3 separate regions of the Mus musculus genome follow, and all the other regions are linked to region 1. The links are chromatin loops, found by intact Hi-C in ENCODE. Cell type or tissue: left cerebral cortex. All regions are shown on one strand. Links, peaks and the distances in the headings refer to the core of each region. The heading gives the core; the rest is flanking DNA.

Evidence for each region. A loop is a pair of places that touch in the nucleus more often than their neighbours do. Peaks named below come from ENCODE experiments on the same cell type or tissue, not always from the same donor. Only the 100,000 strongest peaks of a DNase experiment are listed, where the experiment ranks them.
Region 2: a loop joins it to region 1, with 8 times the contacts of the local background. A loop is called at or near these places in 10 of 42 quality-filtered maps.
Region 3: a loop joins it to region 1, with 8 times the contacts of the local background. A loop is called at or near these places in 21 of 42 quality-filtered maps.

Annotation. Positions count from the first base shown.
Region 1 is chr17:35,992,351-36,002,519 of GRCm38, reverse strand. A930015D03Rik (RIKEN cDNA A930015D03 gene) reads right to left here and starts at 8,016. Exons shown (of 2, transcript NR_015618.2): 1 at 7,960-8,016. In left cerebral cortex, for the core only: CTCF peaks have their summits at 5,371 (motif pointing left) and 8,683 (motif pointing right); DNase peaks (open chromatin) are centred at 5,367, 7,483, 8,050, 8,679 and 4 more places; H3K4me3 peaks cover 2,961 bases; H3K27ac peaks cover 2,912 bases.
Region 2 is chr17:36,187,750-36,197,557 of GRCm38, reverse strand. It overlaps H2-T3 (histocompatibility 2, T region locus 3), which reads left to right and starts at 7,407. Exons shown (of 6, transcript NM_008208.4): 1 at 7,407-7,508; 2 at 7,688-7,957; 3 at 8,106-8,381. The coding sequence starts at 7,430. It also overlaps the pseudogene Gm4246. In left cerebral cortex, for the core only: a CTCF peak has its summit at 3,793 (motif pointing right); a DNase peak (open chromatin) is centred at 3,804.
Region 3 is chr17:36,109,951-36,119,691 of GRCm38, reverse strand. H2-T-ps (histocompatibility 2, T region locus, pseudogene) reads left to right here and starts at 8,016. Exons shown (of 7, transcript NM_001271005.1): 1 at 8,016-8,095; 2 at 8,266-8,535; 3 at 8,749-9,024; 4 at 9,557-9,741. The coding sequence starts at 8,035. It also overlaps the pseudogene BC023719 and the pseudogene H2-T10. In left cerebral cortex, for the core only: CTCF peaks have their summits at 5,236 (motif pointing right) and 8,690; DNase peaks (open chromatin) are centred at 5,277, 7,941 and 8,767; H3K4me3 peaks cover 871 bases.

The sequences.
Region 1 (10,169 bases), core at 970-8,969:
GAACAGTATCAATCACCATGCCTGGCTGAATGCAGGTTTTAAGTTTCACCAAACCTTGTTGCCACCAACCTTGTGAATATGAATTGGACCCCATAGTTACCCAAGAGAGCTACCTGGGAATGGAGTGGGTGAGCTTTTGAAACCTCCAAGTCTGCCCCCCACCCCAGTGATACACCGCCTCCAGCAAGGCCACGCCTCCCAATCTTTCCCAAACAGTTCCACCAAGTTCAGACAGAGTCTTCAAATACATGAGCCTATAGAGACCATTCTCATTCAAACCACCACAGGACGCAAGGGATGGGCTTATCTGGGTGGGCAAGGAGATACAGGAAGAAGCCATTGCAAGCCCAGAGAACAGCATCAGGAGATCTTGCTGCTACCTTGGAATCTCTTAGTCATGGGCGGGGTAGGTGGGTGGGGGATGACTAACTAGAATTTTGTGGTGAGGATCAGGCTTATCACAGTGGCCCACACAGCCAGCTTGTTAGAAACTGACACATCAGGAAACTATGCTAAGCACAGTTGAGGGGGAGGGGGCGCGAAGACTTCTGTGAAGACCCATGCCTATTCCAAGCCCATTCCCTCCCCCCCCGCCCCGCCCCCCCATAAAACAGCCCAGACGGAAAGCCACCAAAGAGAATTCTTCCTCCCAAGTGCTGGGATTAAAGGTGTGCGCCACCACCACCTGACCAAAGAGAACTCTTCAAAAGTGTGGGAGGGATGCTGAAGTACAGCTCACCACAGTTGATGGCTTCTGGCGGGGCGTGGGACAGGAAGGACTCAGTTCTAAGGAGCAGACTTAGAACTTATGCTCCAATGAGCATAGACATAACACAAATTGAACCTTTTTTATCTTTATTTTTGCTTTCCTTTGGAGAGTCACATGGGTGGGAAGCATGGAAGGACTGGGAAGTGAGTCTGATAGGGGTGCATGGTGTAAAAATCCCAGAGAATCAATAAAAATGTTTTAAGAAAGAAACAAATAAATAAAACAAAACAAACAAAAAACAACAAAAACAAAGAGAAGAGAAGAGAAGAGAAGAGAAGAGAAGAGAAGAGAAGAGACGAGACGAGACGAGACGAGACTATGTCAAGACCTTTAAAGAGGCTGGGAAAGCCAAGTGCTCTGACCAAGCCCCAGTGTGGAATTCCCCACCCTAGCAAGCAGTCCCAGATGTGGTAGAAATGACTAAGTGAACTTGGCAGAGAGATGACAAGATTCAAGCTCTTGCTGGGCACGGTGGCGCACATCTTTAACCCCAGCACTCGGGAGGCACAGGCAGGCGGAGGAGTTCGAGGCCAGCCTGGTCTACAGAGTGAGTTCCAAGACAGCCAGGGCTACACAGAGAAACCCTGTCTTGAAAAACCACACACACACACAAAAGACTCAAGCTCTTGCGTGGTATTGTTATGCCCTGGGTCCCCAGGAAATCCAGATGAGTCTAAAAACTGCAAAGTCCACTGCAACTCGCAAAAGAGTCTTTTATTTCCAAGTTTGAACTCGGTTCGCCATGAAGCAGGAGGGAGGGGGGGTTAATGGCTGTTTGTTCAAGGACTACTTTTATGGCCAGTCATAGCTGTCTGTGACCCGACCTCTGTTTACCTTTTACTTTTTCCATGGTCTCCCTTGAGCTTGTTATTTCTCTAAGGTCTCAAGGACAGGCAGTTTTGCTGCTTAACAGCAGGAGAGTTGAATGCCATTCTAATGCTAGGGGAGGGGGACGGAGGATGGGAGCCTCTGGCAGGGAACACAGAGGCAAACTGTACAACATTGTATAGTCTCTCTAGTATCAGTAATTCGGGAGTTACAACAGTATATGGTATGCATAAAGGCCAGAGGATAAAGAAGAAACTAATAAAAATCGTTAGTATACATGCATGTATTTAGTGAGTGAGTGAGTGGGTGAGTGAGTGTATGTGTGTACATGTGAGGGTCACAGGACAGCTTGTGGGAGTCAGTTCTCACATGCGGTCTGGGGATCAAACTTAAGTCATTGAGCTTGGCAATATGCCCTGTACCCAAGGAGCCTTCTCTTAAGCCCCAATAAACATCTTTGAATTCTTATCTTTTTTTTTTTTTAACTTTTGTTTGTTTGTTTGTTTTGTTTTTTCGAGACAGGGTTTCTCTGTGTAGCCCTGGCTATCCTGGAACTCACTTTGTAGACCAGGCTGGCCTCGAACTTAGAAAGTTGGAAGGGGGTCTCGGATGCCCTGGAAATGTGACAGACAGCTGTGAGCCACCGTGTGATCCTCTGCAGGAGCAGCCTGGTGTTCTTGACCACTGAGCCATCTCTCCTATCTTTGCTAGTGTGCTGTGGGGTCCAATTCATATTTCTCAAGGTTGGTGGCAACAAGGTTTGGTGAAACTTAAAACCTACATTCAGCCAGGAACAGTGATACACGCCTTTAATCCCAGCACTCAGGAGACAGAAGCAGGCGGATCTCTGTGAGTTCAAGGCTGACCTGGTTTACATAGCAAGTTCTAGTATAATCAGGGCTACATCAAGAGAGACCCTGTTTCAAAAAACCAAATAAGGGGCTGGAGAGATGGCTCAGCAGCTATGATTGTTGAGCATTCTTACAGAGGACCTGGGTTCAGTTCTCAGTACCCACATGGCAGATTACAAGCTTTTGTAACTCTGGCTCTAGGCACATACATGGTGCACAGACAAAAATATACACACTCATAAAACAAAAATATATGTTAAACAAAGATTTACCTAAATACATAAAACAAACAAAAGAGTGTATCTCTTTTTTTTTTTTTTAAGATTTACTTATATGTAAGTACACTGTGAGCCACCATGTGGTTGCTGGGATTTGAACTCAGAACCTTTGGAGGAGCAGTCAGTGCTCTTACCCGCTGAGCCATCTCGCCAGCCCAAGAGTGTATCTCTTACTAGGGCTTCAAGCTTTTTTTTCTCCACAGGCTTTGTACCCACATGGTGCACAAAGAGAGAAGGAGGTGAACGCTAAATTTAGAAGAAACACGTGGGGAGTTAAGGTTATTCTAACAAAAGGAAGTGGTCGGGTACTGTGTGTGTGGCAAACATCTGCAACCTGGGACTACTGTCGGGTGCCGACCAAAGGGAGAAATGAAAAGTTTCTGTTTAATGGATACAGAGTTTCAGTTTTACAAGGTGAAGAAGTTCTGAAGACAGATGGTACGGATGGTCACACAAAGATATGGATATATTTACTGCCATTGAAGCGTCCCTAAGGTGGTTAATCTGAAAAATTATATTTATTATTTAAAGTACTAAAATGTCAAGCTAACTTCAATAATTGTTTTATTTTGTACAACAAAAGATGTTTAGCATTATTTAGAACTTTGTTCCATCTCTTAGGAATTTGGCACGTGGTTGTCAAGGTACACGTGTAAGGCCAGATAACAAACTGTATGGTGGGTTCTTACCCAAGAATGTGAGTCCAAGAGCTGGAACTCACGTGATCAAGCTTGGTGACATGTGCCTTTACCCACTGAGCCTTCTCATCAACCCAAGTTTCCCAGTAATTAAATAATCTGTTTCCCTAATTCTTATTTAAGCAAACAAAGCAGTTAAGGTACAGCAGGAGGCAGGTGATGATGGCCTTGCATGAGGTTAATTTAATAATGTAACCATTTTAGAGAATATAACTATTAGAGCGAGAGCGAGAGAGCGAGAGAAAGAGAGAGAGAGAGAGAGAGAGAGAGAGAGAGGAGGGGGGAGAGGGAGAGGAAACAGCTGCCTCTCACACACAGTGTTCTGGGCTATCCCTTCCCCTCACTACCAATAAGTGCCCTGGTGTCTGCCCACACTGCCACTGCCACTGCCACTGCACCTGCCAGCCTCTTCCACTGAACACAGACTGATTCCTCTACAACTTAAGTTAGTCTCTCCCAGTGTCTCCCTTCCTCTAGCCCTCTCCCTCTGTCTCCTCTCCTTATAAAAGAAAGAAAGAAAGAAAGAAAGAAAGAAGGAAAGAAAAAGAAAGAAAGAAAACAAACTTACTGGGTGCTTGCTTTCCGTTTCAGAGGGTTAGTCCATTACCATCCCAAGAGGAAGCATGCCAAACAGACAGGCATGGCGCTAGAAAAGTAGCTGAGAGCTTTAAATCATGATCCACAGGCAGAGGAAAGACAGACAGACAGACAGACAGAGGCAGACTGGGTCTGGCAAGGACTTTCAAAATCTTAAAAGCCACCCTAGGGACACACCTCCTCCAACAAGGCCACACCCCTAGTCCTTCACAACACTCCACCAACTGGGAACCAAGCATCCAAATTGAGGAACTAAACCTTAAGTGAGTAAGTTACATGTCACAAAGTAGCCATCACTTTTCTCAGTACTGAAACAAAATACCTCAAAAAAGAAAAGAAAGAAAAAGAAAAGAAAAAACAAAACACTTAAAGAAGTATCTTTTTTTGGCTCACCCTTTGAAAGATACACTCACTTTACCATGGCTGGGAAGGCAAGGTTGCTGGTCACACTGCACCCACAATCGAGAAGCAGAGAGTGGGGAGTGCTCCTAGTAGCCGGTCCCTTTTTATTCAGCCCGCACCCCAAGCCCACAGGAGCTGGCTAACCCAACAAACCTGACTGGCCTGGAAGCCCCACCCACCAACCCCCATCACCACGCCTCTGCCTCCCTAGTGAGAGGATTGCGAGCTGCCACCAGGCTGATTTTCACTCGGGTGCAAGGGATTTGAAATCAGAGCCTCGTGCTTGTACAGATAGCGCTTTTGCTGACTGAGCGATCTCTCCGGCCTCAAATTTGCTAATCTCTGTGATATAAAAAATGCAAAGTGAGCTGGGCAGCGGGGCACATCTTTGATCTTGGCACGGGGCTGGGGGAGGGGCGGAGGGGTCGGTTTTTTTGGAGCTCGAAAGAGGCTTAGTCTACAGAGTGAGTTCCAGGATAGTCAAGGTTATACAATAGACAAAAAAATCAAAACCAACCCCTGCAAAGTGACATCACTGAGCATGATTTAAGGTGAGATAATATAGACAAAGTCTCCCGCTAGCATAGAGAAGAGCAAAGTGTGGCAGGATAACCAAGCAACAGGTTTTGAGTATTTACTGTTGTGGCAGACATAACCATTTAAGACAGGAGAAAAAATGTTTGTCAATCCTTGTGAAGATGAATTCAAAGAAAGAATGCAAAGTAATCAAGCTACAATTGTGAAAGATGGTTGCTCCTCGTTAGAATTCTGGCCAGATTCATGCTTCACTCTTGGCAGGTGAGTAAGACGAAGCCTGCCTGCCCTGTCTTCGTGACTGGCTGGGCCAGGGTCACCTAGCCTTCCTGCCAATATGCAACCTCCTGTCAGATGCTGCCCTCTAGTGACCTTTTGGGGAACTGATCGTAGAATCTCCATCTTCTCGGTCTTTCTAGACAGCCGCCTAGAACTGTCAGCCTAAACCACAGACAAGGCCTGCTTGCATCCCCTAGTGGTGCAAAACGGTGCAACACGTATCGGGGATCCCATCACTCGATCCAGCAGCAGCTTGGTCGCTCTCCAGCCACAGAACACATAAGGGTACTGGGAAGAGGTGATGGGGAGGGGAGGAGAGGAGAATGAGAGCAGAACCCTGCTACTCTTTTTTTTTTTTTTTTTTTTTGGTTTTTCGAGACAGGGTTTCTCTGTATAGCCCTGGCTGTCCTGGAACTCACTTTGTAGACCAGGCTGGCCTCGAACTCAGAGATCCACCTGCCTCTGCCTCCCGAGTGCTGGGATTAAAGGCGTGCGCCACCACGCCCGGCCCTGCTACTCTTTAGTGTAGCAATCTCCTTCCAAAACGCCCCGTTCTACTCTGAAAAATCCTTTCATCTACATTCATTATTGGCCTAGAAGCAATGAGAGCTGATGGAGGTAGGTCCAGAAGAAGACAGCCACTCGTTATGAAGCAAGATGCTATTAAACAGTTGATGTGTCTAGGAAGGTGTTTCCTGAGAAAGGAGGGGGGAGGGGAAGGGGGCCGGGGGCAGTAGCAGACTCAGGATCTCCACTAGTATCCTTAGCATATTTAATGGGCACTGCCAGACCACCACTACTATACTGAGAAGCCAGGGCTAGCTAGCTCTCAGCTCAGAAGCCATAAAAGGTATAAGAGGCTTTCTGTCTGCCCTTTGCATTGGGTACCTGTCAGAAGCAGTTAGTTAGGACATACCAAACTCTCTGTAATCACACTAACCAAGGACCCCAGCACGTGATTTGTCTCTCAAGGCCTTACACTTCTCCGTCAATTCTTAGCCACCTCTGTTAATAGTCTTGTTATTAACAAGATAGTCAATAACAACCACTCAGTAGGCCTCTGAGACCTTAGCACAAGTGACTCCATGATGGAAGTGCCATTCAGGATGTAAAACTCAGCACCAAGACAGTATCCCCCGGACAAAATGAAAACAAAGACTTAATCCATCAAAGTCTGTAGTTCTGGGGAAATGTCTAAATGTACTAACATTGCTGTCTGCTTCTGGATAACTGTTCTTGTTAACTCAAGTATGTCAACCCAGAACATGGTTTTTGGTGTTTAAAAGTTCACTCGGGGGGGGGGGGTATGGGGGACCTTTGGGATAGCATTGAAAATGTAAACGAGGAAAATACCTAATAAAAAAAAAACAATAAAAAAAAAGTTCACTCAGAGAAAGACTCGGGGACACTGGGAGCCTGGACACTCAGTGTCACCCCCAGCCAGCTACTAAAGACTTTCTAGTGGCTTAAACCCATGTCTGAGCAATCTTCTCGGGCGGATAATACCATCTGTATTTTCCCTGCTGTGTACGGACATGCTATGAACTACCAGCACCAAATTTCAACTCAGCAAGAATGTGATCTGGGCTAGCAACTTTCATTAAACAATGTTTCCTGTGACCACCCAGGATCCAATGTATGAATATTTTTGCCTGCATGCAGCCACCAGTGCTGGACACTGAACCTGGGTCCTCTGGAAGAGCAGCCGGTGCTCTTACCTGCTGAGCCCTCTCTCCAGCCCTGCTTATTAGACTTCTAACACATCAAGAACTTCATTTCAACCAGACATGGTGGCGAATGCCTTTAATCCTAGCGTTCAATAGGCAAAGGCAGACAGAGTCCAGGCCAGACCCTACTACATAGCAAGACCGCCCCCCCCCCAGTCCCCCCCCCTCCAAAAAAAAAAAAAACCAATATCGAGTTCTCTGAGTAACTGGCTTAATCTCTTCCATGGCTCATTCATCCTGACCTCACAGAAATCCACCTCCTGAATGCTGGCATTAAAGGAGTGAGACACCGTGCCTACCACCATTCCCTTTATAAGGTGTGAAGAGTGGAGACCAGAGGACAACTGTATCTTTCCTAACACAGCCTCCATTTTTTTTTCCTCTAAGACTCACTACTTAGGCTACTGCGGTTCACCGAGTAGTCCCGAGTAGTCCCGGGGATCGGCCTGTCTTCCTCCCAGCTGGGTTTTCATAACAAGCCACCACGCTCACATTTTTAAAGCGATTTCCGATGATCAACCTCGGAGGTCCTGTGCTACAAAGCAAGCTCTTTACCGATTAAGCAACCTCCGCGGCCCTAAACAATGTGTTTTAACACACCACGTTATATATTTCAAACGTGTGCAATTTTTGTCACTTACACCTAAATAAATAAAGCTGGGGAAATTAAAATCTAATGAGGGCCGGGCATGGTGGTGCAGGTCTTTATTTCCAGCACTCCGTAGGCCTAGGCAGATAGATCTGGGTTCGAGGCCAGCCTAGTCAACAGATCGAGCTCCAGGAAAGTCAGGGCTACACAGAGAAAACCTGTCCTGAAATGAATGAATAAATCTACTAAGTAAGCTTAGTTGAGCCGAGAAAATTAAAATGAAAAATACTATAGTAGGCGCTTCAAGTTGCGAAGGCTTGACGATTGTACGCTTTTCTAGATTTGATAACCGACATTTCTGACCAAAACAAACAAACAGCGACTTTAAAAGGTTTTCGTGGGCTTACCGTTTGAGGAAGAGACATGGCGAAACCGGTCTGCGACGCCGGACTAGACGCAAAGCCAAGCCCACGGGCGAAACACATCCGTCTTCTTCACCCGTTGGGTGGGACTTCCGCTATCAAGGCTCCACCTTCTTAAAGGTTCCCCAAAAACCGCTAGCAGCTGGGGACCGACCGTTCAAACACTTGAACCTATGGGGGACCATTTCACCCAAAGAATGGACTGTCAGATGGTATTAGAAATTATCTCGAGCTGGCCGTGGTGGCACACACCTTTAATCCTAACACTCGGCACTAGGCAGGCAGGTTGGTGTCTGAGTTCGAGGCCAGCCTGGTCTACAGAGTGAATTCCAAGACAGCCAGGGCTACACAGAGAAACCCTGTCTCAAAAAATAAAACCAAATAAATAAATAAATAAATAAATAAATAAATAAATAAATAAATAAATAAATAAATAAATAAATGACTTTTTCCAACCATTGAAATCTGCTACGAGTAGAAGAACGAAGCTAAACGGTTTCAAAACAGCAGCAACGCAATAGCTCTAAGATAATTTTTATTTGTGGTATGAGATAAGGTCTTGTTATTTAGCCCAGGATAGCCTATCTGTTCACAGCAATCCTCTTGTCTCAGCCTGAAAAGCTGGGGTTAAAGGGGTGCACCACAGCCCAGCTCCATCGAACGTCGCGCGACGTCAGGGTTTCCTCTGCGCAGCCATGACGCATCTTGACCAGCAGGTGGCACTGCGGAGTCGCAGGTGCGGTGGACCGACCCTTTACCCAAGGCTGTGGGGATCTTGAGTTCCAAGTGTTTTTCCTGCTGTTGCAGCTACTCATTACTTACTACCTACTGATACATAATATTTCAACATAAAGATGAGCTGTAGCCGCACAGCTATCTGAACGTCACCACCAGTTATAGGCTGTTGTGAGCTGCTGGGTGTGAATGCTAGAAACCCTGGAAGAGAATCAAGTGCTCCTAAATTGCTGAGCCTTCTCTCCACCCCATAGCCAAATTACTTGACAATTACATCCTTATTCCAATGCCTGCACCTCTATCCGCTATATGGGGCCTTCAAGCTCATCTCTTCAATGGGTCCACTGCACCACAATGTTCAATGCCACCCTGACCCTGCCCACCCCCCACCCCCAACCCAATTACCTTCAACCTCCATCGTCTTCCTCTGGGCCTTCTCTCCTCCCTCCCCTTTACATTCCTGGTTTTCTCTAACTGGCTTACTCCTCTTCCCAGACAAGAAGTAAGACGCCTGCAAATTCTCCTCTCTTCCTACACAGGTTCTCAGCTTACACTACACTCTGAAGATGACCTATTCCTCTCCTCCCACCTCTATGCTGATGGTGCCCAATGTCTCCAGCCAGCATCTCTTCCCCAAGCTGTGCTTGCATATACTGTCTGCATATATTGTCTCTGGAGATCGCCCATAACAAACATGCCAAACTAGAGCCATGCTACACTCTGTTCCCTTACTCTACAACTCCATCACCAACACACACACACACACACACACACACACACACACACACACACACGAGAGAGAGAGAGAGAGAGAGAGAGAGAGAGAAGCAATCCAACAGCCTGTCCATCTATCAAACAGTCAAACAGTCTTTCCCCCACTGTTTCTGGTTCATTTTCCTTCTAGGATGGCTATAAAACCCTCTGGTCACTTTCCCCTTCCAAATAAATGTCCAAGTTGCAAACACAGTGGTCTACAGCCAATTATTTCCCTGCCTTTTAGTCCTAGGGTTAAATTTTTATTATTTTTTTTTTCCAACAGGGTCTCATGGTGGAGCTCTGGCTGGACTGAAACTCAGAGATCTGCCTGTGCCTTCCAAGCTCTGGAATTAAAGGTGTGCCCCACCACACCCAGCTCTATGGGTTTTCTGTTTTGTTTCCAGACAGGATTTCTGTTTAACAGCCCTGGCTGTTCTGAAACTCACTCTGTAAGATAAGGCTGGCCTCAAATTCACAGAGATTCAACTGCCTTTGCCTCCCGAGTGCTGGAATTAAAGGTGTGTCCCACCATGCCTACCTTCACGGATTCGTTCTTTAAAATGGGGACTGAAGAGCTGGCTCAATGGTTAAGAGCTGAGTTCAATTCCCAGCAACCGCGTGGTGGCTCACAACCATCTGTAATGGGACCTGATGCCCTCTTCTGCTGTCTCTAAAGACAGCTACAGTGTACTCATATAAACAAA
Region 2 (9,808 bases), core at 1,809-9,808, 190 kb before region 1:
GAGGGGCACAGGTCTCAAGGGCAGCTTCTCACTCTGCCCTCAGCCTCTGGCTCAGTCCCAAGGAAAAAGAAGCCCTCAGTGTCTGAAAGTGAACAGCTCCAGGCCAAGCTGGGGCCCAGTTGTTTGTGGGCTTTTTCATGTGCAGGACTAAGCCTGGTCCTATTCAGAGACTGCTGGTATATTTCTTCTTTGGGGTCCCAGTGTGTGAAAGCCTGGAGCTCGGGATCCAGGGACACTGTCTAAGGTGGGTGGGAAAGGAGGCTCTGCCTGCTGCTGTGGGAGGAAAGTTGTAAGAAAAGCCACTGCACACCCCAGGATTAATCCCAGGATTGGGAGACAGAGGAAAATGATTCTCTAATGTCTAGCCCAGTATGGGCATAGTGAATTCAAGGGCAACCAGAGCTACATCGAAAGATTCTGTTTCAAGGAAACAAACAAAAAGCAAAAAACAACAAACAAAACAAAAACAAAAACTCCCAAACAACAACAACAATAGAAAACAAAACGCAAAAAAAACAAAACAAAAAAAAAAAAAAAAAAAAACCACGGAACTGCAATAATTTGCAGAGGTCTCCACAGCTCCACTTCTCTGAGGCTTCTGAAGTGACCTGAGTAGTACACATTGACATGTCAGGAGGGGACTGTCAGGGTGAGGGTGGCTGAGAAGGGGCTACAGTTAGGACGGAGGGGTAATTAATGGGCAGCTGCAAGGTAGGTGTACTGGCTAGTTTTGTGTCAACCTGACACAGCTGGAGTTATCACAGAGAAAGGAGCTTCAGTTGAGGAAATGCCTCCATGAGATCCAGCTGTAAGGCATTTTCCCAATTAGTGATCAAGGGGGAAAGGCCCCTGTGGGTGGGACCATCTCTGGGCTGGTAGTCTTGGTTCTTAAGAGAGCAGGATGAGTAAGCCAGTAAAGAGCATCCCTCCATGGCCTCTGCATCAGCTCCTGCTTCCTGACCTGCTTGAGTTCCAGTCCTGACTTCCTTGGTGATGAACAGCAGTATGGAAGTGTAAGCCCAATAAACCCCTTCCTCCCCAGCTTGCTTCCTGGTCATGATGTTTGTGCAGGAATAGAGACCCTGACTAAGACAGTAGGGCAACGAGGAAACCAAAACAGGCTGTAGCTTTCAGAAAGCTGGAAGCCAAGACTCTAAATGTCTTCACTGCAGAAATCACACCTGGGAGGAGATGTATAGGATTCCCATTCAGACCTTATACCGTGTACACAAGTGTTGGAGATATCACAGGGCAGCCCACAGATATGTATACAGGTGTGGAAGTATCACAGGGCAGCCCACAGATATGTATACAGGTGTGGAGATATCACAGGAAAGCCCACAGATATGTATACAGGTGTGGAGATATCACAGGAAAGCCCACAGATATGTATACAGGTGTGGAGATATCACAGGTTAGCCCACAGATAATTATACAGGTTGGAGATATCACAGGGTAGCCCACAGATATGTATACAGGTGTGGAGATATCACAGGAAAGCCCACAGATATGTATACAGGTTGGAACTATCACAGGATCACTTTCAAATATGAATACAGATGTGCAAATATCACAGGAAAGCCCATAAATATGGACAACTCTCTTTCATGCAACAGCTAAAAAAAGAACTTGAAAGCCTGGTATGTCTGTGCACATCTTTGATCCAGGGACTCAGGATACAGAGGCAGAACTGTGAGTTCAAGGCCAGCCTGGTCAACAAAGTAAGTCCAGGATAATCAGTGATGGCTACACCTAGAAAAACTGGCTCTAAACAAAACAAAACAAAAGATGTGTTCAGAGCAGAGAGCCTCATCAAAGAGCTTACTCTCTTCCAACAGAGCACACCAAATCCAGAGCCTCTTTGTCACTCCAGTCAGCCCATGCAAAGACACCAGCTCCTGATGTATTCACTGCAGGAAGAGAATGGTCAACCAGAGGGTGATCAGAGACCCAGGAGGTGACAGGTAGTGGTGACTCATGCCTTTAGTCGTAGCACTTGGAAGGCAGAGGTAAGCAGAACTCTCTGAGTTTGAGGCCAGCCTGGTCTACAAAGTGAGATCCAGGACAGCCAGGACACAAAGAAACCCTGTCTTGACACCCTTGGCTCCTGACCTTGGCTTCTTGCGGTCTGCTTACACCCTTGTCCTCCAGCACAGGCCTCTGGGCTTGGCTCTGGTGTTGGTTGGTTGTATTCTTACTTTGCCTACTCTTCCACCAGGGGATTGTTCTGCACGCACAGGCATGTGGGGCTTTCCTGGGCACACTCTGCTGAGCTTGCTTCCCTGGCCTGCTCCTGCCTCTCTAAAATGTTCTCTAACTGCGGTTCTGGGACTAGAAACCTAAGTGCGTGTGCATGCTTCTGCGCCACGGAGGGCTTTTGAGTAAGAGAGCAGGAGTCACTTTGTAGGGATGTAGTGCAGTTGCGACTTGGGTTCCTGGACATTTTCTGGTCCCTTGCTCCAGCCTAACAGGAGCCGAGGGTTTGGTGCAAGGTTTTCTAAAAGTTTGCAAACTGAGTATGGGGGACCTTGGAGAGAAAGCAACATTTACCATGCTCCTCAGAGATGCTAAGAAGAGTGGAGGTGCAGCCCTGGTGTGGTCTCCATAGGGACTGAAAAATGCAGAAGGACAGTGGCCCATTGGTGCCTTTACTTTATTTTGGTTTCAGCTCTGCAGCCCTGGTTGCTACCGGTGGGATTATTGGCTATGCGAAAGCAGGTAGTGTGCCATCCCTGGCTGCTGGACTCTCTTCTTTGGGGGCCTAGCAGGCCTGGGTGCCTACCAGCTGTCTCAGGATCCCAGGAATGTGTGGGTTTTCCTAGCTACATCTGGGACCTTGGCCGGCATTATGGGGATGAGAGTCTACAACTCTGGGAAATTTATGCCTGCAGGGTTAATCGCAGAAACCAGTTTGCTGATGGTTGCCAAAGCTGGAATTAGTCTGTTGAGTTCACCTCATCCATAACAGCCCTAACCCCATGTGGGCTCGTGAAGACTTGAAGCTCTCCAGACCTCCACATTGCAATGTTGAAGAGATAAGTGCAGCATATTTACATAGTCGGACATTTTTCAAAGACCCATCCTGAGCACACAGAGGCAAACATGTGCTGTTGCTGTGGTGGCCATTCAGAGCTGGCAAGCATCCGACCTCAGCTAAGGATGCCTTCAGTCAGCTTCATTCTGGAGTTATGATGCCTTGCCTTTCTGTACTCATAGATAAAGGGGTAAAATGTTGACTGTCAACACGGGGGCAGAGCTTTCTGTCCTGCCCAGAAGTGTGTGAAATCTCTTGGAGACATTGGTGATGTGGGATCTTTTGCACAGGTCTGCTATGAAATTATGTTACAGTGACATTATCAGTGAAAATAAAGTTTTATATTAAGAAAAGAAAAGAAAGGAAAAGAAAAGAAAAGAAGAGAAAAGAAAAGAAAAACCCTGTCTTAAATATTTAGACAAGACAGACACACAGACAGACAAGAAACCGGCAGGTGTCGGAGGCTCAGTGCAGAGAGGGGACCATCTTGGGTCCAGTGCCTTCCTTCCTACAAGTTCTCAAATTCACTGAGGCTCTTGGTGACTCACAGAGGCTGCACTTGCCTCCTAGGGTTGCGACACACTGAGCAAAGCATGGGGAGGCAGCTGGCATGGCATGTCCCGGCACTAGACACTTAGACCTGCAGGCCCCAGATTCGGATCCCTAGAGGAAGACTCTGTTTTAGTGATCCACCATGAAGCCATGGAGGAAAGATAAACTGGGTGCATGTGCTCTGGAGAGAATGAGATCCGCAAGCAAACAGAAGCACCAGCAGGTGGCGCTGTGAGCTCTGAGTTTGTGAACTCACTAGGAGGTGAGCTTGGTGCAGCCCTGGCAGGCCAACCAGCCACCCTGAAATGGAGATATTTGATGCAGTCAGAGCAGCCCACAGAGCTCTGAGGTTGAATTGGACAGAGACAAGCTTTGTCTCAAATGCTCTGGAGTTCTGTGCCTTCTCAGTGCAGCGATAACCCACCATAAAGGCAGCAGAGAGTAATCAGATAGAGCCATCAAAGTCACTGGCATCCTGCTCTTCCTCTCTCTTGAGGACTTATAACTCAGTCTCCCAGGGTGTTTGGGCAGATACCACCTGCATCTGATGCCTCAACTGCCACCTTACATACCAGATGCAGGAGCTGTCAAGGCAGTTACTCAAGGCCCTGAGAACCACACCTGCTGATGGGCTTCAGGTTGCCCTACATCTTCTGAACCAGCACCTCCTGGCCAGAGAGGACCAAGACCACTTAGCACTGCCAGCTACAAGAAGGACTTCAAAACAGCCACAAGTACAGTCTAGAGGACCTGAGGGTCTCCTACTGCCTGGTTTGCATAACCAGAGGACACTTCTCCCAGTTCCTTGGATTCAGTTTGCTGTAGACCTCGGTTACCTCGGTCTGTTCATCTGGTCAGAACCTGTACTAGCTCACCCTTGCTGGCTCTCAAGCCCTGGGTCCCTGCAATTTCACCAAGTGAAAAGAGATATGCCCAAGCCTCCCTGCCAGCACTGCAGACACATTTTGCTCCTACACAGATTCAAGAAAGCCTCCAGCCTGCAAATGTCCATGAACAGTCCACCTTGTGCTTTTGAGGTCTGCAGGATGCCTCGGTCTCACCAGGGTACCCAGCTGCAGGAGCTGGCTCTGCATACCCAGGAGCCCAGGAGTTTCTGATACCTGTAGCTGTCCCAGAAGAGGAAAAGAACTCAGAAGCTGACATCAAAGTTGAAAGCAGAGAGGACTTGCCCTCCTCTTCATCCTGGCTGTCCTCTGGGTGCCTCTGCTCATCTGACTCCCAGCTCTCGATGACCCCAGTTTCCAGGGTGAAGCCACAGCTTACTCTGGAGGCTGTGGACCATACTGCTGCCCTGAGCTACCTGGAGGCCTGGGAGTGAATGGTGCCCTGTTAGTGTGACTACAGTGACTTCCTGCTTGGCAGGTCTGCTGATTGTACAAATAAGGGCTGGTGTGGGAGCACGGTTATAGCCATTTCCCACCTTTGCAGACAGTCAGGGAAAGAAGCAGACAGTGCCTGAGACCTTAGTCACCTGAGCCCTGACCTTCATGTGGGTCAACACTGCTGCTTCCTGCACTTGTCAGGAATGCCACCCCACATTGCCTGGGTGTGCATCCCAACTCCCCAGGAGATGTCTCAATGCTCTCCTTAGCATTTCAAAGCAGTACTCTGAGGTCTGAGGTCTTGAGTGTGCATAGAAATCTGTGCAGTGAGTCAGAAACCAGAATCTAAAGGAGGGAGTTGACTCCAGATGTGGATATGGGTTCTGAGGGAGAATCCCAGACAGGCTGGCCTCAGACATCTATGCATTGATGGGAAGCACAGGGATGCCTGGAGAGGGTCAGAGAGTTTTCTGAGTGCATTGGAGGCAATAGACAAATCCATCCAGGAAAAGGAGAATCAAACTGAGCAGCAGCTGAAGCCATTATCTGACCTAGGATGGAGAGCCCAGAGGGGGAAAGAAAAAGCCATGTTCACAGACTCAAAGACAAAAGGAAGCAGGAAGGCTAGAAAAGGAGAGCAACTGGCTATGTTGATAGCGTGTGTGTGTGTGTGTGTGTGTGTGTGTGTGTGTGTGTGTGTGCTTGTGTTTTGATATGTGTGAGTGTGTGTTTGTTATTGTATGAGTGTGTGAGTTTGTATATGAGTGTGTATGTGAGTGAGTGTATGAATGTGTGTGTGAGTTTGTGTGTGTGAGAGAGTTTGTGTTTGTGATTGTGTGAGTGTGTGTGAATGTACGTCAGTTGGTGTTTGTGATTATGTGTGTGAAAGTATGTGAGTACGGGTTAGTGATCATGTAAGTTTGTGTGTGAGTGTGTTTGTGAGTGAGTGTGTGTGTGAGTGTGTGTGTTGTGTGTGTGAATGTTCTTGAGTGAGTTGTGAATGTGTTTGTGAATGTGTGTATGTGAGTGTGTGTATGTAAATGTGTATAAATGTGTGTGAGTGTGTGTGTATTTGTGAATATGTGTGTGTGTGAATGTGTGTCTGTGCCTGTGCTTGTATGAATGTCCATGCACTTATATAAGAAGAAGAAGACTGTTAGAGTTCTGGATGAATGGCCTTTAGTGTTAAAAGACCTCAGAAGAAATATTGGAGTATTTGGCTATTCTGGGGAACTTAGAGATCAGGACAATGATGAAAACATCTTCCCATTTCTCAGAAGACAATGCAGGCATGGGATGCACACAGTAACAAGGCCCCTGAGAGGTTGAAGAGAAGTTATGCTAACAAGGGAGGATGATGCAGCATGAAGGAAATATGAAGAAGCTGACAGTCTGGTGCTGCTGAGCAAGACTGTCATTTCCCCAGTGCAGGTGGAACCTGACGGGAGACTTTTAGGACCCTCTGTAGAACTAGCACAAGGCAGTTTGGACCTGTATTTTGTTGTTGTTGTTGTTTGTTTGTTTGTTTATGTATTTAGAACACAGATTCCTGAGCAGTCTGGCTTGGCAGTGTGAGCTAACCCTAAACCACTACAGGTGAACACAGACTCCTAGTCTCTGCTTGTGGGAAAAAGTGTGGTGCTTGCTGGTCAAAGCCTCCTGCTTTTTTTTTTTTTTAAACATATTTTTTCAATTAGATATTTTCTTCCTTTACATTTCAAATGCTATCCCAAAAGTCCCCTCTACCCTCCCCTCGCCCTGCTCCCCTACCCACTCACTCCCACTTCTTGGCCCTGGCTTTCCCCTGTACTGGGGCATATAAATTTTGCTAGACCAAGGGGCCTCTCTTCCCAATGATGGCTGACTAGGCCATCTTCTGCTACATATGCAGCTAGAGACATGAGTTCTGGGGGTACTGATTAGTTCATATTGTTCCACCTATAGGGTTGCAGACCCCTTCAGCTCTTGGGTACTTTCTCTAGCTCCTACATTGGGGGGCCTGTATTCCATCCTATAAATGACTGTGAGCATCCACTTCTGTATTTGCCAGGCACAGGCAAAGCCTCCTGCTTTAAAGAAAACATCTCTCCACTGCATTCCAGACCACCTGACACCCATCACAGTGGGGCCAGGTATGGAGGTAGGAGGGAGAAAAACAACTGCTCTAACCCTGAAGGTTTCCACTCTGATTACCACCTGACATTCTGGGCAGGGCTCAGATAGAGGATGCTATCTATACACAGGGTTCAGTGCAGAAGAAGGAGTCAGGACAAAGTTCCAAGTCCCGGAAGTGGCTGTCAGGGTCTGAGGCCTGAAGGCGGGGGATTAGGTTGGGCTGTACAGAACTATAGTTTCACTTTTTGCTCTCTGTACCATTGTCAGATTGTTTTCAAAGGCCTTGCACTCCTGTTGAGAGCAGGTACTTAGAAGATGCAATAAAACTCTCTGAGATTGCAAGTTACAAAGTCCAGGACTTTATACAACTTCAGATTTCCCTAACATGAGGATGGGGACCATGGTGCCTGGCACCCTCCTGATCCTCCTGGCTGCCTCACAAGGCCAGACCCAGACCTGCCCAGGTGAGTGCTGGATGAGGAGGGAAACAGCCTTTTAGGGGAGGGGCGGAGGTCCACCCTCCACCAGACCCTCCACCACTTCTCCACTCAAGGCCCTAGACCTGAGTCCTTCTACTTCCCTGACCTGCGCACCTGGCCGGGTTCTGGGAGAAGGTCACAGTCTCACCACATGCTGCCCCCAGGCTCACACTCGCTGAGGTACTTCTACACCGCCTTGTCCCGACCTGCAATCAGCGAACCGTGGTACATAGCTGTGGGCTACCTGGATGACACTCAGTTCGTGCGCTTCAACAGCTCAGGGGAGACTGCGACATATAAGCTAAGTGCGCCATGGGTGGAGCAAGAGGGGCCCGAGTATTGGGCGAGAGAGACAGAGATCGTCACAAGCAATGCACAGTTTTTCCGCGAGAATCTGCAGACTATGCTGGACTACTACAACCTGAGTCAAAATGGTGAGGAACCCCCCAAATCTAAGAGTCTGTCCCCACTCCTCTCCCTCTTATGCAAGCCACCTAATCATGGGGTGCAAAAGGGACCGGTTTCCCTTTCAGTTTGGAGAATTCCTAGGGTGGGCGGGCCTGACTAGGAGAGGGGGGCCAGGCTCTCACACCATCCAGGTGATGTATGGCTGTGAGGTGGAGTTCTTCGGGAGCCTCTTCCGCGCTTATGAGCAGCATGGCTATGATGGCCGCGATTACATTGCCCTCAATGAAGATCTGAAAACGTGGACAGCAGCAGACACGGCAGCAGAGATCACCAGAAGCAAGTGGGAGCAGGCTGGTTATACAGAGCTCCGTAGGACCTACTTGGAGGGCCCATGCAAGGATTCCCTGCTCAGATACCTGGAGAACAGAAAAAAGACACAGGAGTGCACAGGTGCGTGGCTGCAGACAACTCCATCTCCCTTTGCCTCTGTACTGGGTTCAGTCCAGAGAGAGCAGAAACTCACTAGGTGGGAAAACTCCCATCTCTTTTTCTTTTTTCTTTTTGTATTTTTGTTTGCTTGTTTGGTTGGTTTTTTTGTTTTTTAATTTTAAAAGGTGACAACAGAAAAATAACGTATGAAAATTACACAAACCAATGGCTATACACAGCTCAGTGAGCTTGTAAACAGTTAGAATCGCCACTTTGGACCAGTAGAGAACATGAATTTTACATATTTTCCATTAAATATACTCATGGCTATCCAACATCGACCCCAGGGGTGCAGGGCAGGGAGAGAGAGACAGAGACAGAGACTCACAGACACAGAGAGACAGAGGCAGAGGCAGAAAGAGATGGAGAGACAGAAACAGAGAATCAGTGGCAGAATTAGAAGTAGCTATCAATTATTCCCTGCCATTATCCATCGTGTACTTTACCTACATTTAGTCCTTGCTCATCTCCAAATATTAGCCTTTCCTGATTTCATTATGTCATGTTGCAAGTAACAACAGGTACATTTCTTAACAAGTATACGTTTTTTTGTTTCTTTTGTTTGTTCTTTTGTTTGTTTGTTTTGCTAAATTACCTCTATGAGCAAAAAAGACTGCAGTTTTACTTCCTGTTGTTGTTCTGAGATTGGGTGACTTCGTTTAATATTGTATATTCAAAGTTCATCAATTTTCCTAGATAATTGTGTGATTACATTGTGTAGTGCTCAACAGGATTCCACTTTATATATATACCACATTTTGTTAGTCACTTAAGTGAATAATGGGTTGCTTTACTGCAATAGCTAAGATGTCACACTCCATATCAAGGAAGAGAGTAGAGAGTGGACAGTTCTTTCTTTCTTTTTTTTTAAAGATTTATTTATTTATTTATTTATTATACATAAGTACGCTGTAGCTGTCTTCAGACACACCAGAAGAGGGTGTCAGGTCTCATTACAGGTGGTTGTGAGCCACCATATGGTTGAGGGAATTTGAACTCAGTACCTTCGAAGAGCAATCAGTGTCCTTACCCGTTGAGCCATCTCACCAGCCCTGGTAGTTCTTTGTTATTCCTGATCTTACCAGCAATACTGGGTGTCTCTTCATTTGACACAATGTTCCAGCCTCTTCAGTGTTCCTTTCTCTTCAATATGGGAAGGGGAGAGAACTCCTGTGTTTCTTGACTCTCTCAGAGACTGGCTCTCCCAAGGGAGCACCTTTGTCTCTGGACAGTTCAGAGTCTCTTCAGGATGAAAAGGGAGAAGAGAAGGTTCCTGAAAGAACAGAAAACATTTCCCATGAGTCTGCCGTCCTTTAGAGCCATGGCTTCTCTCAGGCCTTGTTCTCTGCCCACACCCAACCTCTGTGACGTGTGACGTCAGTGGTGCT
Region 3 (9,741 bases), core at 1,742-9,741, 120 kb before region 1:
CCCACGATCTGCAGAGACCTGGAGCCTCCTGTCCATGTTGTCCTGCTCACATCCTAAGGCATCTCTAAGAACAGATCCTCCCAGGTGCAGGTGCTCTAGCTGGTGTCTAGATGATGGACACCCTAATCCCACCGCAGTCCTCCTGTCCACCCCAGGATGGTCACATGAACACTGCTGAGTCCCCAGAAGAAAGCAAGATGCCTTTTCTTTTCAACTCTCTCCCCCAGACCCCCCAAAGGCACATGTGACCCGTCACCCCAGACCTGAAGGTGATGTCACCCTGAGGTGCTGGGCCCTGGGTTTCTACCCTGCTGACATCACCCTGACCTGGCAGAAGGATGGGGAGGAGCTGACCCAAGAAGTGGAGTTTGTGGAGACCAGGCCTGCAGGGGATGGAACCTTCCAGAAGTGGGCAGCTGTGGTGGTGCCTCTTGGAAAGGTGCAGAGTTACACGTGCCATGTGGACCATGAGGGGCTGCCTGAGCCCCTCACCCTGAGATGGGGTAAGGAGGGTGAGGGTGCAGAGCTGGGGTCAGGGAAAGCTGGAGCCTTCTGCAGACCCTGAGCCTCTCAGGGCTGAGAGATGAATGATCTTCACCTTCTCTTCCCCTCTCCTGCCCTCCCCTCCCTTCACTTCCCTTTGCTTCCCAGAGCCTGCATGGTACCAAAAGCCTTGGATTTGGATTGTTGCCACGGTTTTTTCCATTTTGCTCATTTGTCTCTGTGTGGCTCGCAGACCCATGAAGAAGAATGCAGGTAGGGGAGAAATGTGTTCTGGGTTTCCTTGTCCCACTGAGGGTTTGAAGCCTTAGGTAGAGGCATACCCTGCTTAGGTAACAGGATGCAGCATCCACAGTCCTCTTAGCCTGGAGCCTTTTTGTTTAACCTTAAGTGAAGGGGACTAAACAGCAGTTTCTTCTTGAGAATGGTTTTGGTGCCCGTGACCTCATGACCAGCTGTCACAGGCAAAGGTCTTACTGGGGACAAAACTCCAAGGAGGTCCTACATCACCTCAGTCCTAGAAATTTCCCTGGGGGGGGGGGGGCTGGAGAGATGGCTCAACAGTTAAGAGCACTGACTGCTCTTCCAGAGGTCCTGAGTTCAATTCCCAGGAACCACATGGTGGCTCACAACCATCTGTAATGGGAGCTGATGCCCTCTTCTGGTATAGCTGAAGACAGCTACAGTGTACTCATATAAATAAGTAAATAATATTTAAACAAAAAAAGAAAGAGAGAGAGAGAGAGAGAGAGAGAGAGAGAGAGGAAGGAAGAAAGAAAGAAAGAAAGAAAGAAAGAAAGAAAGAAAGAAAGAAAGAAAGAAAGAAAGAAAACTTAATTTCCCTTGGGCCCAGAACTAAGGGGTTTTGCTAGACCAGTGGTTCTCAAACTGTGGGCCGAGAGTCCTTTGGGGGTTGTCCTCTGGCATCCTACATATGAGATACTTACATTACAATTTGTAACAGAAGCAAAATTATAGTTATGAAGTAGTAACAAAATAATGTTATAGGTGGGGGTCATGACAACATGAGAATACTCTATTAGAGGCCACAGCATTAGGAAGGAAGAGAACCACTGGTCTAGGCCCTTATGACTCCCTACTCCCATGCCACCCATATGTGGTTTTTCTTTCCTCAGGTGGGAGAGGAAGGCGTGACACCCAAGAAGCAGGTGAGTGTGGTGAGGAGTGATCTCTGAGACCCTTGGAGCCCATGGGAGCCCACCGCAGTTCCTCCTTTAGCCTCTAGTCTTCTGAAGTCTGACTGGATCCTGTTTTGATCTTTCCTAGGCAGAGACAGTCCCCAAGACTCTAGCAAGACTGTTGTGGATGATGAGGTAAAACATGGGGTGGCACAGAGGACTCGTGATGGGCAGGTAGAGAGATCTGAGTGAGAAGCGAGCTATTTGGAACATCACGGGTTACAGTAACTGCCATGAACCTGTTCTTACTCCTGTAGGAGATGGGGGTTTGCTTTTGGAAGATTAAGTACTGTAAGACTTGTCTAGGCCACTCCCCAGGAACTTCAGGTTTGTTTACCATGTCACCCCGAAAGAGGTATCAGCCTGTCTTCCCCACCCCACCCCCCACTCTGTCGGTGTTGTCTCCCAGAAGGCTTCACTTAGCCTCCTCACCCTCCAGAGAACACTCCCAGCTGTTCCCCCTCACCCACCGCCTCTGTGGGATCACCTGCAACAGTTACTGAAGAATGCAATCTTTCCTTTTGTATCCCATCAGTTGGCGAGTCTTTACTGTCACCTTGACTGGATTTAGGATCATCTGGGAGATGCCCCTTTGAGTGGCTGGGCTGTGAGGACAGCAGGCCAGTTCTTGCCACCCTGGACAGAAACACATCTCACCTTTCTGGCTCGAGGATCTGAACACCTGTCTCTTGCCTACTCGGCTTCTAGTCAGGCATTTTGTCACCTTGTCAAGGGTCCCAGGGACACAAAGCTCCCTCCTCTCACCCACAGCACTCTGGGTCCTACCCCCAATGCTTCAGGGACATTTAATCAGGTCAAATTGGGATCAATGGCTTTGATGCAGAAAAGAACTGTGGACTAATAGAGATAGGGTTTAATAAAAAAAATATCTTTTTAATTTTAAGGTGTCTTAAAAGTATTTATTTATTGGGTATGTGCATGTGAGAGCTATAGCGCACGTGTGGGAGACAGAGGACAACTTGCTGGAGTCAGTTCTCTTCCTCCACCAGGTAGGTCCCAGGGATGGATCTCAGGTCTTGGCAGACTTGGACACAGTGCCTTTACCCACTGAGCACCTGGCTGACCCAACAAAGTATTTTTTGAAGGTTGGCTCATTTGTTGTTATTCATTTTTACTGGACTTTGACTTGGAGGTAGAAGCAGCCTACACCTCTTGGCAGTCTGATCCTGGCGTTTTTTTCTGTGGCTTCCTTCATTCTCTTGGCCCAAGGCTTAGCTCTGCAGCCCCTCCTCAGTCTCCATAGCAACGCTTAGCTCTACAGCCTCTCTCCATCTCCATAGCACCTAGTCTCTACTGAACAATACATTGGTGTTTTGTTGCAGGACAGGTGGAGTAAGGAGATGCTGGGTCTTGGATCTTGGGGGCTGTGGTTCTGGGCTTCTTCCCTTCTTTGCCTGCTTTCTCACAACGTGTTGACTGGCACCATCAGCTTCTTTGGAAAGACTGAAAAGCTTTCCGATTCTGCAGTTCTTTTGGGCCCAGGAGTATCTGTCAGTCCAGGAATCTCCTTTTCTCCTTGGCTCATGATAACCGAGTTGAGGACTCAGACTGGCATCCGTAACGTGCCTGCAGACAGGCTCATCCTGCCTCTCTCCAGCTTTCTTTGGTCAGAACAGCAGGTGCACTTGGCCGTGGGTCCAGACACCTTGCTGGGACCTTCCAAGGGAAAGCCTTGTTTGCTGTTCCCAACGATGGTTCGGACCAATTATCCCTTGGACTATTCACCAGCGTCTGGGAAGGAGACATCCAGCTTCATCTTGTCATAGCCGAACACCTGGGAAGGGCAGTGAAAAAGAAAAAAAATAAAAGCATGTTAATGTAGACTTTCGACAGGAAGATTTAGAGAGGGGCCAAGAAAAGAGAAAGATAAATGTTAAGAAAAAAATGGCTGCTGCTGGCCACACCTTTAATCCCAGCACTTGGGAGGCAGAGGCAGGAGGATTTCTGAGTTTGAGGCCAGCCTGGTCTACAGAGTTCCAGGACTGCCAGGGTGACACAAAGTAACTGTCTCAAAAGATTTAATTAATTAATTAATTAATTAATTAAAAAGTAAACATACTTTTAAGAAATCAAATAAATCCAGATGTGAAATATTGTTCATTGCTCTGTGTCTTTTCTTTTTCCAAAACCAAATTTTCAATATTTACCTCATCAGCGACCACGGTTGTGAGCTGCCTGCTGTATGTGGGATTCAAACACAGGTTCTCCGCAAAAGCAGTCAGTGCTCTCTCTTAACCACGGAGCCACCTCTCCAGCCCCAAATTCTAATATTTTTTAAGGTAATAGAAAATCAAGTCTTGACAAGATTACACTTAAATGCCTGAGTGGAAAAGTCTGTATAAATTACCATGTACAACAAGGTTGCATGGTAAATTAATGGATTGTTTTACAAATATCCTTTCTAAATCCCCTTGCTGGCTTAACTCTTGGAGTTAAGGAACCCATCTTTAAAAAAAAAGATTTATTTATTTATTTTTATGTATGTGAGTACGCTGTAGCTGTACAGATGGTTGTGAGCCTTCGTGTGGTTGTTAGGAGTTGAATTTTAGGACCTCTGCTCGTTCCGGTCAGCCCTGCTTACTCAGGTCGGATCCCGGTCGCTCCAGTCAACCCTGCTCGCTCAGGCCCAAAGATTTATTTACTATTATACATAAGTACACTGTAGCTGTCTTCAGACGCACCAGAAGAGGACGTCGGATCTCATTACAGATGGTTGTGAGCCACCATGTAGTTGCTGGGATTTGAATTCAAGACCTCTGGACGACTAGTCAGTGCTCTTATCCACTGAGCCATCTCGCCAGTCCTAAGGATCCTATCTTGAGTTATTTATAAGCTGCGATTCTTGCATGTGCTTGTAAGACCCATTATTACAACAGCTCAATACCACATCTCTGTTTTGTTCTCTACGAAATAAAAATCCTACTTTGACATATTGAAAAAGGGCCAGGAAAGAAGTTTCCACAAAGTCATGGGGATGGCTAGCTCTGAGAATACATTGTTACCTGCAAAGACGGCTGATTCTATATTGGTCCTACCAGCACACTGTGGAGTCCATCTGAGAACCAACAACCCACCTAAGAACTGACAACTGGAAATCTTAGGTTCTTGTGGACCAGCTGAAGTATCTGCCATCTGACTAACACTGTGGCAGGCGTTAGGCAATGCCATTTGTTACAAGATAATGGGGTCACTCGCCCTACAATCATGTCTCTTTAAAACTCAAAATGTGTTATGTCTATAAAATTAATGTTTCTTGATGGATGTTGGTGGCACACACCTTTAATGCCAGCACCTGACAGACAGAGGCAGGTGGATCTCTGAGAATTCCAGGTCAGCCTTGTCTAAAGGATAGAAAGAAAGAAAGAAACAAAGAAAGAACTAAATAAAGCAATAAAATAAAAGAATAACAGTTCAGGACACAACCATGAACTTTGAACAGAGAACTCATCCCAACACAGCCCAGAGGCAGGCAGAAACAAATGTTTCTCAGGGTGGCCACCAGGTGGCAGTGTGCTCCTGGCTGAAAAGGCTTTAGAGGTGCCCATAAGCTGCACAAGCTTACAAAAACAAAGTCACCCCGTTCTGGGAAGTCCTTGAAGGCTGCAGCGTGAGCTCTGGGCCTCAACCACTTTCTGTATATTGTCTTTCTGATTTCTGCAGAGTGTAGTTCTCAGGATCACATTCGCGAAAGCAACAACAGCTGCATGCCCTAAAGCCTGCCTTCCAGTTCATCTCCACCAGCCAGGAGATGAACCACCACCAGCTGCAAAGACAGTGAGGAGGGAACAGAGGTCATTCCAGAGTTTAGTCCCGCCTAATTAGTCAGCAGTGTCCTGCAGCAGGAACCTTTGGCCTGTTTGGGTGCTTGATGCAAACTAAACAAATGATTAGCAGTGTTTATCTGCTACCCTATTTGCACCATACACACGCAGATTCTCCAGTATGGAGAACAACTGAATCTTCATAGTATAGAAGATAAAATTGCTCCTATCTTCCCCCATTGTCCCTGTCACACTCTACCGGGTCCTCAGGCTGTGACGTAGACATCCCCAGGGAAGTACCTTCCACTTTCTGTGCTCCACCATGTGTAAGAGTTGCCTCTAAACCTTAGACCCTTCATAAACTTGCCACCATCAGTGGTTTTGATTTTGGTTTTCTCTCCTGGCACTGCTGCTCTGCAAGGATCCAGCCATGTGTTTCCTAGTTCCCCTAACTGGATCCTGAGTGCTCTCCAAGGCACCTGCTTCAGAGAGCTGGAAGAGCCCCTGTAGCTGGTTACCATGGAGATGCAAACCAGCCAGATCTCAGGTGCCTCCCGAGTCCACTGTGGCTCATGCCCACTACTGCATCCTGCAGTGTGACCAGAGCCGCATACATTTCCTGTGGCCCTTGTTTGATCAGCTTTGCCCAGGTCCTGTAAACAATCCAGTTTGGGCCAGTGAGGTATGTGTCAAATGCTGCCTTTCTCAGCCCTAACTCTCTCATCAGAAGCCCACCTTCTCCAGTTTTTCAGTGACACCTAAAAAGTCATGGGTGCCAAGTCCACACATAGCACTGAGCCTCAGGTGTACAGTGCTTGCCTGTCATTTGTGAGGCCCTTGAGTTATCCTCAGCTAGAAACAGGGGACATGTAAATGACATGGCAACTTTCTTGGCTATGGACCTGGTTTATTTCAACCATCTCAAAACTGAACAAGAACCTATCAGGTCAAAGCTTTTAAAATTTATTTATTTATTTATTTATTATGTACACAGTGTTCTGCCTATTTGCATGCCTGAAGGCCAGAAGAGGGCTTGTCTTCAGAAATGGGGTCCTGTTGTCAGTTTATGGAGAGCCTGGATTGTCTGGGAATTTCCATGGGAACCCTTTGGTCAATAACTCAATTGGATGTAACCCAGTTAGTTACATTCTGCGTCCCTAACTCAAGTGGATGTAACCCAGTTACCCTCTAGCACCGGAAGCTTCCTTTGGTGGCGAGAGATGGCCAGTTGGGGCTCCGACTCCCTCATTATTTAAAGGCTTCATATTTTAGGAAGTTTCCACTACTTTGGGTTTCCCTTGTGCCCCTCATATGCCCCTCAGCTCTAGCTGTCTCTCCCCACATTCTGTCCCTCAACCTCTTCTCCCCTCTCCCCCCACCTGTTCATCCCGCTCCTGTGTAACCCCCACCCCCGGCACCAGCCCGGCCATAAAACCTACCCTCCTTTCCCTCCCAGGGAGATCCTTGTGTCCCTTCCTCTGTGCCTAACCTCTCTGGGTCTAAAGACTGTAGCTTGGCTGCTTTATTTCATGGCTAATATCCACATATAAGTGAATATGTACCGTATTTATCTTTCTGATGATCCAGTGGTTTTAGCATAGCGAAATAGAAACATCCCATGGTGGAGTTACATTAAAATCAACCATCTAATAACTGCCACTTGTATAGTTATAGTGTTTCGTGTTTACACAGAGCAGAGTACTAAACAGAGTCCTTCTGCGACTGGAGAGATGGCTCAGCTGTTAAGAGCTTATACCTAAGATCATGCAAGGAACCTGAGGTCAGATCCCAGCCCTCACACCGCACCTCACAACCACCTGAAACTCCAGCTCCAGGGATCTGACGCTCTGTTTGGTCCTCCTCGGGCACTGCATTCATCTATCCACACACAAACACACATATAAACATGATTTATAAAATAACTACAACTTGGGGCTGGAGAGACGGCTCAGCGGCTAAGAGCACTGACTGCTCTCCCAGAGGTCCTGAGTTCAATTCCCAGCAACCACATGGTGGCTCACAACCATCTGTAATGAGATCTGATGCCCTCTTCTGGTGTGTCTGAAGACAGCTGCAGTATACAAATGTACATACAATAAATAAATAATTCTTTAAAAAAAATAACTACAACTCGATATGCCAGGGCTGGCTGATACCCACTGGAAAACCTCCCCTTTTTGCAAGAGAAAGGGAGAAGGGAAGAGGGGAGGGGGAGGACTGGGAAAAGGAGGAAGGGGAAACTGTGGTCAGGACGTAAAGTGAATTAATTAATTAAGTCGAAGCTTGCACAGATTCTGCAACAAGACTTGGAGAAACAGTTTGCCCAAGAACACAAGTGCCAGAGAAGATAGTCCCGGTTAAAGCTGTAGGTCTGAAAAGGGATCCTACTGCTTGCTTCCTGTTTCATAAAGACACAAATGATGCAGTCTCAATTCTCATTTCTGTTGGACGCCTAGTTTTCTAAAAGCCAATCAGCGACGCAGAGGTTTCAAAGTATGAAGTCAACAGAATACGGTCCTCATTCAGGTTCCTCACAGACCCAGGGAGTGAGGATGTTGCTTTTTGCCCACTTGCTCCAGCTGCTGGTCAGCGCCACAGTCCCGACCCAGAGTAGTAAGTGAGGGGAGGGGTGAGGGGAGGGGTAGGGAGCGAAAAAGACTCTGCGAGGAAAAGCGGGAGGTGCAGCACCCCAAGTTCCACCGACCTGTCCTAGTCCCTCCCCCGCCTTTACCTGGGACCTTGAGCCTGGGGGAGGTCGGGGTCTCACCGCGCGCCGTCCCCAGGCTCACACTCGCTGCGGTATTTCCACACCGTCGTATCCCGGCCCGGCCTCGGAGAGCCCCGGTTCATCATTGTCGGCTACGTGGACGACACGCAGTTCGTGCGCTTCGACAGCGACTCGGAGAATCCGAGGATGGAGCCTCGGGCGCGGTGGATTGAGCAGGAGGGGCCGGAGTATTGGGAGCGGGAGACTCGGAAAGCCAGGGACATGGGGAGGAACTTCAGAGTAAACCTGAGGACCCTGCTCGGCTACTACAATCAGAGTAAGGACGGTGAGTGACTGCGGCTGGGATCACAGCTATGATCACTCCATGTCCCCTGAGACGGGCCTGGGTCATCTTGACCCGCTGAGACAAAATTTCATCCAAACGCCTACCCAGAACCTCAGACAAAAAAGCCCCCGCAGAGTTCTGCTTAGGTTTGGGATATCTACTAACATTGGGCAAAGTGGCCACAGGTGGCGCTCATCAGCGTATCCCTTCCAGAATCTCACACGCTGCAGTGGATGTACGGCTGCGACGTGGGGCCCGATGGGCGCCTGCTCCGCGGGTATTGTCAGGAGGCCTATGATGGCCAGGATTACATCTCCCTGAACGAAGACCTGCGCTCCTGGACCGCGACCAACTTAGCCTCGCATATCTCTAAGTGCAAGTCAGAGGCGGTCGATGAGGCCCACCAACAGAGGGCATACCTGCAAGGTCCTTGCGTGGAGTGGCTCCATACATACCTACAGCTGGGAAGTGAGACACTGCTGCGCTCAGGTGCCCTGGAGAGCTCTCCTCACTTTTCCTCTAGGGTTTGGGGAAAATCCTTGAGGTATATAACTCAGGGGCTGAACGCTGTTCAGCAGGCACAGCGCGGAGGAGGAGGGAGAGAGACTCCCAAGGCTGCTTTTCCCCTGTAGGGATTCTAATCCTTAACACAAGCACATCAGGCTCGATCATGGCCCTGGACCCATGGGGGTGAGGGGGCTCTTTCTCAGGCCTCCCTCCTTGCCCTATCTAGAGTCAGACTCCAGCTTTTCTCAATCTCTTGGCTCTCACCCAGCTCAGGACCAGAAGCCCTTCCCACGATCTGCAGAGACCTGGAACCTCCTGTCCATGTTGTCCTGCTCACATCCTAAGGCATCCCTAAGAACAGATCCTCCCAGGTGCAGGTGCTCTAGCTGGTGTCTAGATGATGGACACCATAATCCCACCGCAGTCCTCCTGTCCACCCCAGGATGGTCACATGAACACTGCTGAGTCCCCAGAAGAAAGCAAGATGCCTCATCCTTTCAACTCTCTCCCTCAGACCCTCCAAAGGCACATGTGACCCGTCACCCCAGACCTGAAGGTGATGTCACCCTGAGGTGCTGGGCCCTGGGCTTCTATCCTGCTGACATCACCCTGACCTGGCAGTTGAATGGGGAGGAGCTGACCCAGGACATGGAGTTTGTGGAGACCAGGCCTGCAGGGGATGGAACCTTCCAGAAGTGG